2 separate regions of the Mus musculus genome follow, and region 2 is linked to region 1. The links are chromatin loops, found by intact Hi-C in ENCODE. Cell type or tissue: left cerebral cortex. All regions are shown on one strand.

Region 1 (5,000 bases):
CCACTCCAGGAGAAATGGCCTGGCTTGACAAGTCCGGTGCTCTAGGTTTCTGAGACATTATGCTTCCTACCTCAGTTTCCTAATGAACTAAAGGAGGTCAGACTCTCATGGCTGAAAGACCTTGAGTTTTCCTTGTATTTCTTCATTCTCTCTCCCAGTGTGTGTGTGTACACATATATGTGCACATGTGTGAGTAAAATTTGTATGGAGGCTAGAGATCAACTTCAGGAGTTGTTCCTCAGCTGTTATCCATCTTGGTTTTTGAAAGAGTCACTTACTCAGCCTGCAGCTTGCAAGGCAGGCTAGAGAGCTGGCCAGTGAGGCCCAGGGATCTGCTCGTCTCCCCCTCCCCCATACTGGGATTACAAGTGTGTTCATGGTCATTCCTGATGCTTTTGTGTGGCTTCTGGGGTTTGAATTGGGCTTGTGTAAGCAATTTACCAACCACTGACATCTTCCCAACCAAATTATTATTATTTATTTTTGATAATTTATGGTCATGTTTATATTTATCATGTACAATATGATGTTGTGGATTGTAGCACACTGTGAAATATGGCTAAGTCTTTTCTATTTTCTTTATTTTTAAACTTAGCCTTACCCCTGTAGAGTAGGCTGGATTACTACTTACTATGTCTAAACTGGACTTGAACCCCTGATCCTCGGACCCCAGCCTCTTGACTGTTGAAACAGGAGGCATGGGCCCTCATGCTTTGTCAAACATGTGCCATTCATTTGCTGAGTAGAGAGCGCATCCTTGTTAATTTAGTTCTCGTGGCTGCCCCAAAAGGTAGTTAAGGGTTATTGTCAGGAACATATGGCCCCAGAGCATCTTGGACACTACTGACCGTACTTGTCTCTCTCATTCCCAGAGAAGAAAATGGAGGAGTAGGTAGAAGAGGTCTGATAGTCAGCTCCTGCAGCTCTTCTTACCCTCAGCACACTTGTCTGAGCACCAGCCTCTGTCGCCACTGTTCAATGTAAGGTTCCTGGCTAATTCTTTACAGTGTAAAGTGGTGCTCAACCTTCCTGATGCTGTGACCCTTGAACACAGTGCCTCATGTTGTGGTGACCGCCAACCATAAAACTATATCATTGCTGCTTCATAACTGTAATTTTACTACTCTTATGAATAATGTAAATACCTGAAAAACAGGATATCTGATATGCAACCCTCTACCTGCAAAGGGGTGCACAACCCACAGGTTGTGAATCACTGCATTAAACAGAATGGAACCAGCCATGGTGCAATGTGCACATAAATGTGTGTGCCTGTTTTATTCTTTGAGCACCCACACAGGGGTTGGGCTTCTTACTGCAGCTCTTACCTCATCTCAGGCCACATTAGAGGCTCTCCTAATTATTTGATGTTGGATAAGGAAGGAGTCCAGTTTCCTAGAATCTTTTTCCACCATGCCTTAGTTATTGTGGTATGTTCACAAACCCGATTGTCTCTCTCTCTCTTTTTTTTTTTCTACTATGACTTCTGGGGAAGCATACATTATGTATTTCACTGATGAGTCAAACATCTCCTTCAAATAATATTGATTTTTTTTTTTTGTATTTGTCACACTGCTGCAGTTGGCTTCATTTGAAGGCAGCATGGCAAGCCACATCCATCACCATGCTGGTTTAAAATGACACGTATATCCATTTATTGAGTTCTTAGCATGTCAGACACTGTGTATGTTTAGCCCGAAAAGGATATTTCGCAATCCCCGTCTCAGTAAGTGGGGTAACTGAAGTCTGGAAGGCTTAAATAATTTATTCAGGCAGCAGGCTTTAGGGTTTACCTGACAGTCTCTTCCTCCCAGTGAGCTAAGCCCCATGCTTCACCAGGAAGAGATTAAAGAGGCTAGGTTTACTTAACCCAAAGAAGGAACAACGAAATGTTGAAAGGAAGCTAAGTAAATATTGCTTAAGTATCAGGAGAATTATCTTGGAAGACCATGTGTTACTTAAGTCAGAAACATCACACGGTCCACTCCACATAACGTTTGAATGGGCCCCGGTGAGAGATGCTAAAACACCAGCATGTGTGTGAGGAGCCTGTGTTTGCTGCTTCGAGGGTGAGCATCAGGCAAGGCTGATGAATGGGGGCATGAGATCCGGGAGCGAGGAGCAGGAACTGGAAGGATTACAGGCTCCTATTACGTCATGCCACATTCAATTTGGCATATTCCTCTTTACTTTCTTGGCTTCGAGTCCGGTCTTGCCTGCCAAATACTTACGTGCTTTGCATAAGTGCATAAGTGATTTTAAAAAGTTTAAGTTAAAAGGTTGCAACTGTGCCGGTTGTCTCCTTTGCCCTCCTCAGCCTGATGCTGCAAGGAAGTGTGGGCTGAGTTGCAGACAGTTGTTCCTGTAGTTCCTCTTCATGCCATGTGGTGGTGCTGTTCTTCTAGTTATCTCGACCATTGCTAGTCCAATATTTATTTTCGGTGAGTAATTTGTTTATCAGGAGGTTATTTTAATCTAATTTTGGCCATATTTGCTAGCGCACACTATCTGTGCTTCCCAGCGTTAGCAGCTTGCATGTCTTGAAGGAAATTATCTGAAGATGGTCTCAGAGGCATTTGCGCAGCCATTATTTAAGGGAGGTGGGAGGAGGCAGGGTGAGTGGAGCCTGGGGTTAGAACAGCGGATGGAATTTGTTGCCTTCCAAGTGGTGTTAGCATGACTGAGCAGGATTGACAGAGGGCGGGGACATCCCAGTAGCATTTTGCAAGCTGTCTCTGCTTGACAGCAGCAACGCTGGTTGTTAGGGTCGCTAGTCTCCCAGACCCTTGTGACAACTTGTAAAGGTCCTAAATTGGTTTGGGAGGACAAGAGTCTTCTAGTTCTGCACCCTCTGCAAGAGGCCCTTCTCCCAATCTGATGACATCTTTAATTAACTGCTACTGCAAGCTGCCTGTGAGCTGGGGAGTGGGGGAGGTTGGAAAGAGCGTGACTGTACCAGAGCAACCACCGCAGCATCCACAGCGTGACTATGGTGATGAATAGCGTGCTGGACACTTTGCTCACGTTACATTGAACTCTTTGTCCTCACTTACATAATAGTCATAGTACTATACCTGTCCTACATGCCAAGAAGAGGTAGTTAGCACAAAACAAAGACTTGCTGAAGTCCCACAAAAAGCACAAGGAAAGCTAAACTTTACCTCAGTTGTGACTGCTTCCAAAGCGTCAGATTTTCATATTTCTGGTAACCTTCAGCAGGAGTCAGGAACCCTGGACTGAGCCATAGATTGACTATGCGATCTTAAACATGGCCTTAGGTTGGCTTGCAGTAAGTGGAGGGTTGTAGGCGGGGCTTGATGCTTCTTTGCAACAGAATCTAACGTTTTCATCACCAAAGCCTAAGTGTGAATGACACATATTTGGTAGGCACAATGGGGCTCAGGTTGAGACCCCAGTTAAGAACAGCTCATTTTTTTCTTTTGCTTTCCAACTCTTGTTAGACACTGAGAAGTTTCCAGGGACGTTCCTGAGGGTCTGGAAGAAATCAGCCTTGGAAACTTCTGAATGAATATCATCGTGGGGTGTGTGGGAGCTTGACCTGTTGTTTGCGATTACAGCTTCAAGATGGAGTGACATGATGCTTTCTGTGGGAGGCTGGAAAAGTGTGTCACACTTCTCTAAGTAGTAAAATAATAATAATAATAAATGGTAATATAATAATAGTAATGATAGTCTAGTGATATTTGACCCAGAGAAAGCCAGAGTCTTGTATCCATCAAGACCCAGTCCAGTCATTTTGCAGTCTCTTAGAATTAATGGGCCTAATTAAGCAGTTGAATTGAACCTAAGTTGTTGAGGACAGTGGGGTTGTTATCCAGTGACAGGAAGGTAGGCTAGTGAACCCTTTCCTGTGATGGTCAAACTCTTCGGAGGTGACCATCCTGGGTCTGAACAGAGCTGTGAATGGCGCTGATAAGATGTTCCCGCTTGACACAAAACTTGGCTAAAACATTATTGTTGGCATGCCGCTGTTAAGTCGGGTCAGTTCTTATGCACAGGTAGCATACTATCTTTTACCACCTCTATCTCCAGGGCTTCCCCTCTATTCTAACATTTGCCTGCAAGTTTGGGTCAAAGTGTCCCTTCGAAAAGACTGTAAAAGTGTAAAAGTCTCCAAGTCATGATGAAGATGGTATACATGTGATATAATTGCATCAGTCATCATAAGGGCATGATATGGTGGATATCACTGTTTACATAGTGATCATAATGTCTGCTCTCATGGTACCCTGGGGTCAACTACAGAGACATAGTTATCGAGGCAGGCTGGTCTATACCCTCTAAAAATAATGAGCAACATGGAAGCTGGTGATGAGCCAGGAGCGGGAGCGGAGCAATGGATCTTAATAAACTTTGGTAAAAGTCACTGCTAGTTTATTATTACTGCCATCAGAGGCTGAAGGAGCTGATGCTGTATAGGGATAGGGCTTGTTCAAATTTAAATTGAGGTTGTTTAAATTTGTCACCCAAGATCTGTCCATTGAGTTAAATTGACTCATGGTTGTTTTTAGTGCCTAACTCCCCTCTCTCCCACCAAGAAGCCTCTTTTGTGAAATGGCTAACAGAAAATAGTTGAGAGTTTGTGGACCACACTCTTTCTATTATAGCTATTTCCCTCTGCCCTGAGAGGGCAGAAGCAGCTATAGGCAACACATAAAGGAATAGCTATGGCTATGTTCCCATAAAACTTTATAAAAATAGTCTGTGGGCAGTGTGCTGACCCCTGCTTTAGACTGAGTGAGCCTCAGCCCTGAGGACTGTATTCCATTAATTCTTATTTCTTAAGCCATTAACTCTAATGTATTTTATACAGCAGGCACTCAGAGCAAGTTATTTGAATAAGCAAAGGAATGGATAAACAAATGCATGCAAATCCGGTCCCCTCTCAGTGCACTTACTTTGTTTTCAGTTTGGGCATTCAGGGGTTAACATCCAGGGTTGTGTAGTTGTAAACCCTTTAGGTTTTAGAACTTGTATCA
Region 2 (5,000 bases), 480 kb before region 1:
TTAGATTTTAGCCCTCTTAGAGGAAAGAGAAGAAGAGGATGGAGTCAATACAAGAATTCTACAATGAAAACCCCATCATTGGAGTTTAGTCTGGGTAACTGTTATGGCTATTTTCTAGAATAGTTTAAAAATGGAAATATCTTGAAATAACATCAGAATGACAGGAAAGTTAGAAGACTATGAAATTTGTCATTTATTTTTCTCCCATCCTGCCAAAAGTTAGCCCCTTCTTGTATGATACAGGTAATTTTTCTGGTATTTAAGTTTTTCTCTTGTGAGACAGTGCCTTGGTATCTATCCCCTACTTCTTGTCATGGGCACCTTCTTGCCTCAGTTTCCTAAGTGCTGGGGGTATGGGAGTGGGACACCTTGCATGGCTCAAAGGTATGTAGTTGCTTAAGTGACATTTAAAAAAAAGTATGATATGACATCTCCTTGTGTTTAATTATTTTAATCACACTTTACTAAGAACAAGAAAATTCTCTCATAAAACTACATTACAATTATCAAAGGCAGGAAACTGGGCTAAGGAGGTCGCTCTGTTAGCAAAGGGCTTGGCTTGCGAACATGAGCACCAGAGTTTATGCCTCAGAATCAGTAAGACGTTGGGTGTGGTGGTGATGCCAATAATCCCAGTCTTAGTTAGGGTTTTACTGCTCTGAACAGACACCATGACCAAGACAACTCTTATAAGGACAACATTTCATTGGGGCTGGCTTACAGGTTCTGAGGTTCAATCCAATATCATCAAGGCAGGAGTATGGCAGCATTCAGACAGGCATATTTTTTTTCTTTACCCATATTTCCTCAACGATAATATCTTGCAAAAGAATTAGCACAATGCTCCAGCTAGGGCTTTGACATTGATGCTGCAAGATACAGGGGAAGTGCCCTGTCCACTTATGTCCTTCCCATACAGAAGCCCTCTTAGCCCCTGGCCCATGGGTTCTCCACGTTTACAGCTTAGTCATTTCATATATTTCTATGTAGCTTCGATCATGTAGTGTGTAACCTTTTGGAGTTGTACTTTTTTTTCTGTCCTCATGCTTTCTTTTCTGGAGTTTTACATTGTAAATGCAGTGTTCTCTTTAGAAAACATCACTTCAAGGGTGGGAGGTGGTTAGGAGGGACAGCAGGGAGCCAGTGGGAACAGGAAAGGACATCGTGAAAGTTCTGTGATGAAACTCGTTACTTTATATGCTGAGCATATTGTTACTGAATAGCATTCTACAGCATGGTGGGCCAAGGGCTTATAGTCTTTCATTTTGGAGCTCAGTTTACTTGGCCATGCGTCAGAATGCACAAGCATCCGCTTAGATGGTAGGCAGGGAGCTGGAGAGATGACCCAGTGGCTAAGAGCACTTGTTGCTCAGCTAGAGCACCTGGGTTTGACTTCCAGCATGCACATGGTGGCTCACAGTCACCTGTAACCCCTAGCCACTCACTTGGGGCATAGTCACACAGATAAATTAAATATAAAAAAAAAATGAAAAAGTTTCTACCAAAAGTGCAATACTCAAGAAAAAGTGTTTTGAAAAGCTTTAATGGTAGATATGTATGCATACTAGATTTTATTATTTCTTAAATAATGAGATACACTGAACACAAAACAGTCTTCCAGGAAGAACACGGTAGAGACGAGAATTTCCCAGCCCTCACTGGGATACCACTCTGAAGTGGCACCGTTAACAATGCCTCTTGCTAGTATATACTTTCCCAAGTTTCTGATTATATTAAGAAAGACAGTAACGAAGACTAATTCGGCATTGTTCACAGATCCAGCTTGGGTTGTGCACATTTTATATCGTTTAGACTTCGAATTTCTTTCAGTTAGCTAGAATGTTAGAATTATGAAGGATGCTATAAACCCAAAATATAAGTGACTGTAAGGGAAATTCTGGGGGATGTTTAATAATCCTGTAAGAAATATGAGCTATGTAGTTCCAGGACGTTTAGCACTCCAGTGAATAAATAAAATATTGATAACATTTGTAGTCTTCTTTCCAAATCCCTGTATAGGTTGGTTATTTAAACTGATCCTCATGCTATATTTTTTAAAAATTAATCTCACATTAGGAAAAGATGGGAGGTCACATTCTTTTGCCTTCCAGGGAAGGTATCTTTGCCTCCATGATCTAGAGTAAGAATTTAGCATCTTCTCTCAGCGACATTTAACATCCAACACAATGGACTCAGAGAGGAATGGGAGCAAACATGAAATCAGGGTGGTGGATTTGGAGGCATTTTTCTTTGGAACCTTCTTGGACAACTCAGGCTTAAAGTTTTAAGGCACTGTAGGTAATTTCACTGTAGGTTGTTACACACTCAAAACCCACCCAAACTTCAGCCATACTTTTTAGTCATTAGAATTCTAATTGCCCTAGCTTATTTTCACTATTAGGATGCACCTGGGTAGGTGTTGGTTCTGAGACGTCCTGTTCCATCCTGGGAGGAGCTAGAGTGACCGCCTGGCTTTGCCATTCGTTAGAGACCCGGGAAACTGAAAATCTTTCTAGTCATCGTTTTTTTTTTTTTTTTTTTTTTTTTTTTTTTTTTCTTATTTGTGAGCTCTATGGTGACCACCACATTTCAGGATAAATGACTTGATACTCACGTGCCAAGTGTACCCTGTAATACTTTGCCTGTTTGCATGCTCCTTTGCAGGACCCTGCTTTAGGCTGTGTTTAGCCGTGCTTCCTGCTAGGCTTGTTCCAGATAAGGTAGCTTGCGAAGGCATCCTTAGTGCCTTGGGAATAGAGATAGAATGGTGGGCCTCTTGCTGAACGTCTTAAGCAGACATCCAGTGCGCTGAGTTATTCTTTCTTGGCCCTGAAGTTGTACTCTGCCTACGTGTACTTGTTTGCACTCCAAATCAGGGACAAGCTAGATCCCACAGGGTCCTAGACCACAAGCACAGGCAAGGGAGTGATGCCCTGCATCAAGCCTCCAAGACTGTGACAGTTCTGGGCTGACCTGTAGGGGGCAGCATCGTCGCGCTCCTCACTCCGGCCTTCCTTGGGCGTGGCTCCACTTAGTGCCCCAGGCTCTGCAGACAGCTGCAGCAGCTTTCAACAAACTGCACTTTCCTGGGGATGGCAGCTGCAGTCCCAGCTGCTTCCACTGCTGTGGTTGATCTCCTTCTCTGCCACCTCAGATCACACAAGCCTTTCTGCCACAGCCAGGGATCGCCTCCTTACAGAGCTCAGGGTCTGTCTGAGAACCTTGCTCCAAACTCTCTGTACCCTGATTTTCATTGCATTGAAAGTGTCAAGCGATCTCTTCATGCAATTTTTTTTTAGATAATAAATGCTTAAATTTATTGATCACCGAAATATAAATAAGTAACATTTCCTGATTCTTTTAAGATCAGTCATGTTTTCTAAATAACACCATGAAAAAATGTATTGAAATGAATTCATACAGAAATGTGGATGTCAAATATTTAACAAATCAGAGAAAAATGAATGATGCTTGGTTACTTGAATGACTCAGTGTATTGTTCTTAAACATGCATTACTTATAAAACTAGTAAAAACCCAAACAATATTCTGTAATTTTGTTTGTTACTAAAAAATTTTTATAAATTTAATTCTTAATCTTCAAAGTTATAAATTCTCAAATTTTATGGATTATAGGAAAATCTCAAGACCCCATAAGGAAAATTTTTCTTTTTTTTCTCTTCATGCAATTTTAAGCTTGTGAAGGGGAACAAATGCGTTTTATATTCCTCTGACCCACCATCGTCTCTGCTGGACAGCGTGAGCCCCTCAGACAGCAGGTAGCTTGGTGCACACAGGGCAGGCATCACTGTTTTTGCTGCTGATGGGGTGGGCAGGACAAGTGATAGAAATGTGGAACCAGGGGCTGCTCCATACCTGAGTTTCTCCACAGACCCAGTTGCTCCGCAACCCTCAGCAGCACAGATATTCCCAAGCGTCCCACTGTTAAGACCGACTTCCCAATGTCGGTTTCCATTTACCTTAGAGTTCATGGAAGTTAACCCATGTCTCCTGGCTCTCACTGTCCAGGAGGTGTGAATAGCCCACTCTGTCCCAGGAGCCTTTCAGACCTGAAGGACTCAGAGGAGAGTCAAATGGAGAAGCCCTGGCAGATGTCAGGCATCTCAGCTACTTGGAAGGCTGAGGTAAGAGGAGCCCTTGAGCCCAGGGCTGAAAGGCCTGCCTGTGCAGCATAGATGGATCCATCTCACAAACAAATGAGTGACTAAGCCCAGAGTCACAGGCAGATAAGAGTGGAAAGACCTAAAACCTGATCTGTTGCTATCCCTTTAGGGAACCTCAGGCCTTGGGGACAGCCAGGTCACTGAGGGTCACAGTAGGAACACAGTACAGCTCTGAAGCTGGGCAGGATGGGGACTTTCTGTGTCACTGATGCTGGTGTGAGATGTCCTGAGGGTGCCTGTGGCTCTTCAACCTCTGGGCATCACTGTGGTTCCTTAGGCTTGCACTCCTGCATCCCATCATGGTTTCATCATCCTCACATCTCTTGTTCTGTAAGATGCTGCACTGTGTGTGGTAGCAGCTCAGACATCCTGCCCAGAGCTGCCGAGCTTCTTCAAGGAGGACCGAGGATGAGACTGAAGGTCTCTGGGAACCACTTCCTGTGTTCTGTGTTTTACCACACAGCCACAATTACTGTCTTTCTGAGGAGCAGGAAGGCAGAGACCTTGGGTACCATTGGTGCCCTACCCTGTCCCTATGACCTTGTCTCTAAGAGAAGGGGCTGGCTACAACACCACCTCATGGCATCCAAGCTGCACTCAGTAAAACCGTGGACCAGCAACACACACTTCCAGAGTATGAGATGCAGGCCTCCAACTCCAACCCAGGTTTGTTAGGTTACATAGCTCTAGTTCATGGGCTCTCTATCTGCAAGTATTGCTATTCTGTCATGAGACCTGTGTGGTCAGACATGACCCCATTGAAGGAGCTTCTATCAAATCGAGCACACACACAGATGAAGGGACTTTTATTTCCTCT

The links. Hi-C counts contacts between places; a loop is a spot of excess contacts. Peaks named below come from ENCODE experiments on the same cell type or tissue, not always from the same donor. Only the 100,000 strongest peaks of a DNase experiment are listed, where the experiment ranks them.
Region 2: a loop joins it to region 1, with 4 times the contacts of the local background. A loop is called at or near these places in 5 of 42 quality-filtered maps.

What each region holds. Positions count from the first base shown.
Region 1 is chr7:76,390,690-76,395,689 of GRCm38, forward strand. The region is part of intron 6 of Agbl1 (ATP/GTP binding protein-like 1); the gene reads left to right. Among named protein-coding and RNA genes, the nearest start is that of Gm30774, 25 kb to the left of the region's middle. In left cerebral cortex, CTCF peaks have their summits at 2,371 and 2,575; DNase peaks (open chromatin) are centred at 1,291, 2,361 and 2,930; H3K4me3 peaks cover 1,105 bases; H3K27ac peaks cover 569 bases.
Region 2 is chr7:75,911,133-75,916,132 of GRCm38, forward strand. No RefSeq gene overlaps it. Among named protein-coding and RNA genes, the nearest start is that of Klhl25, 65 kb to the left of the region's middle. In left cerebral cortex, a CTCF peak has its summit at 2,978 (motif pointing right); a DNase peak (open chromatin) is centred at 2,988.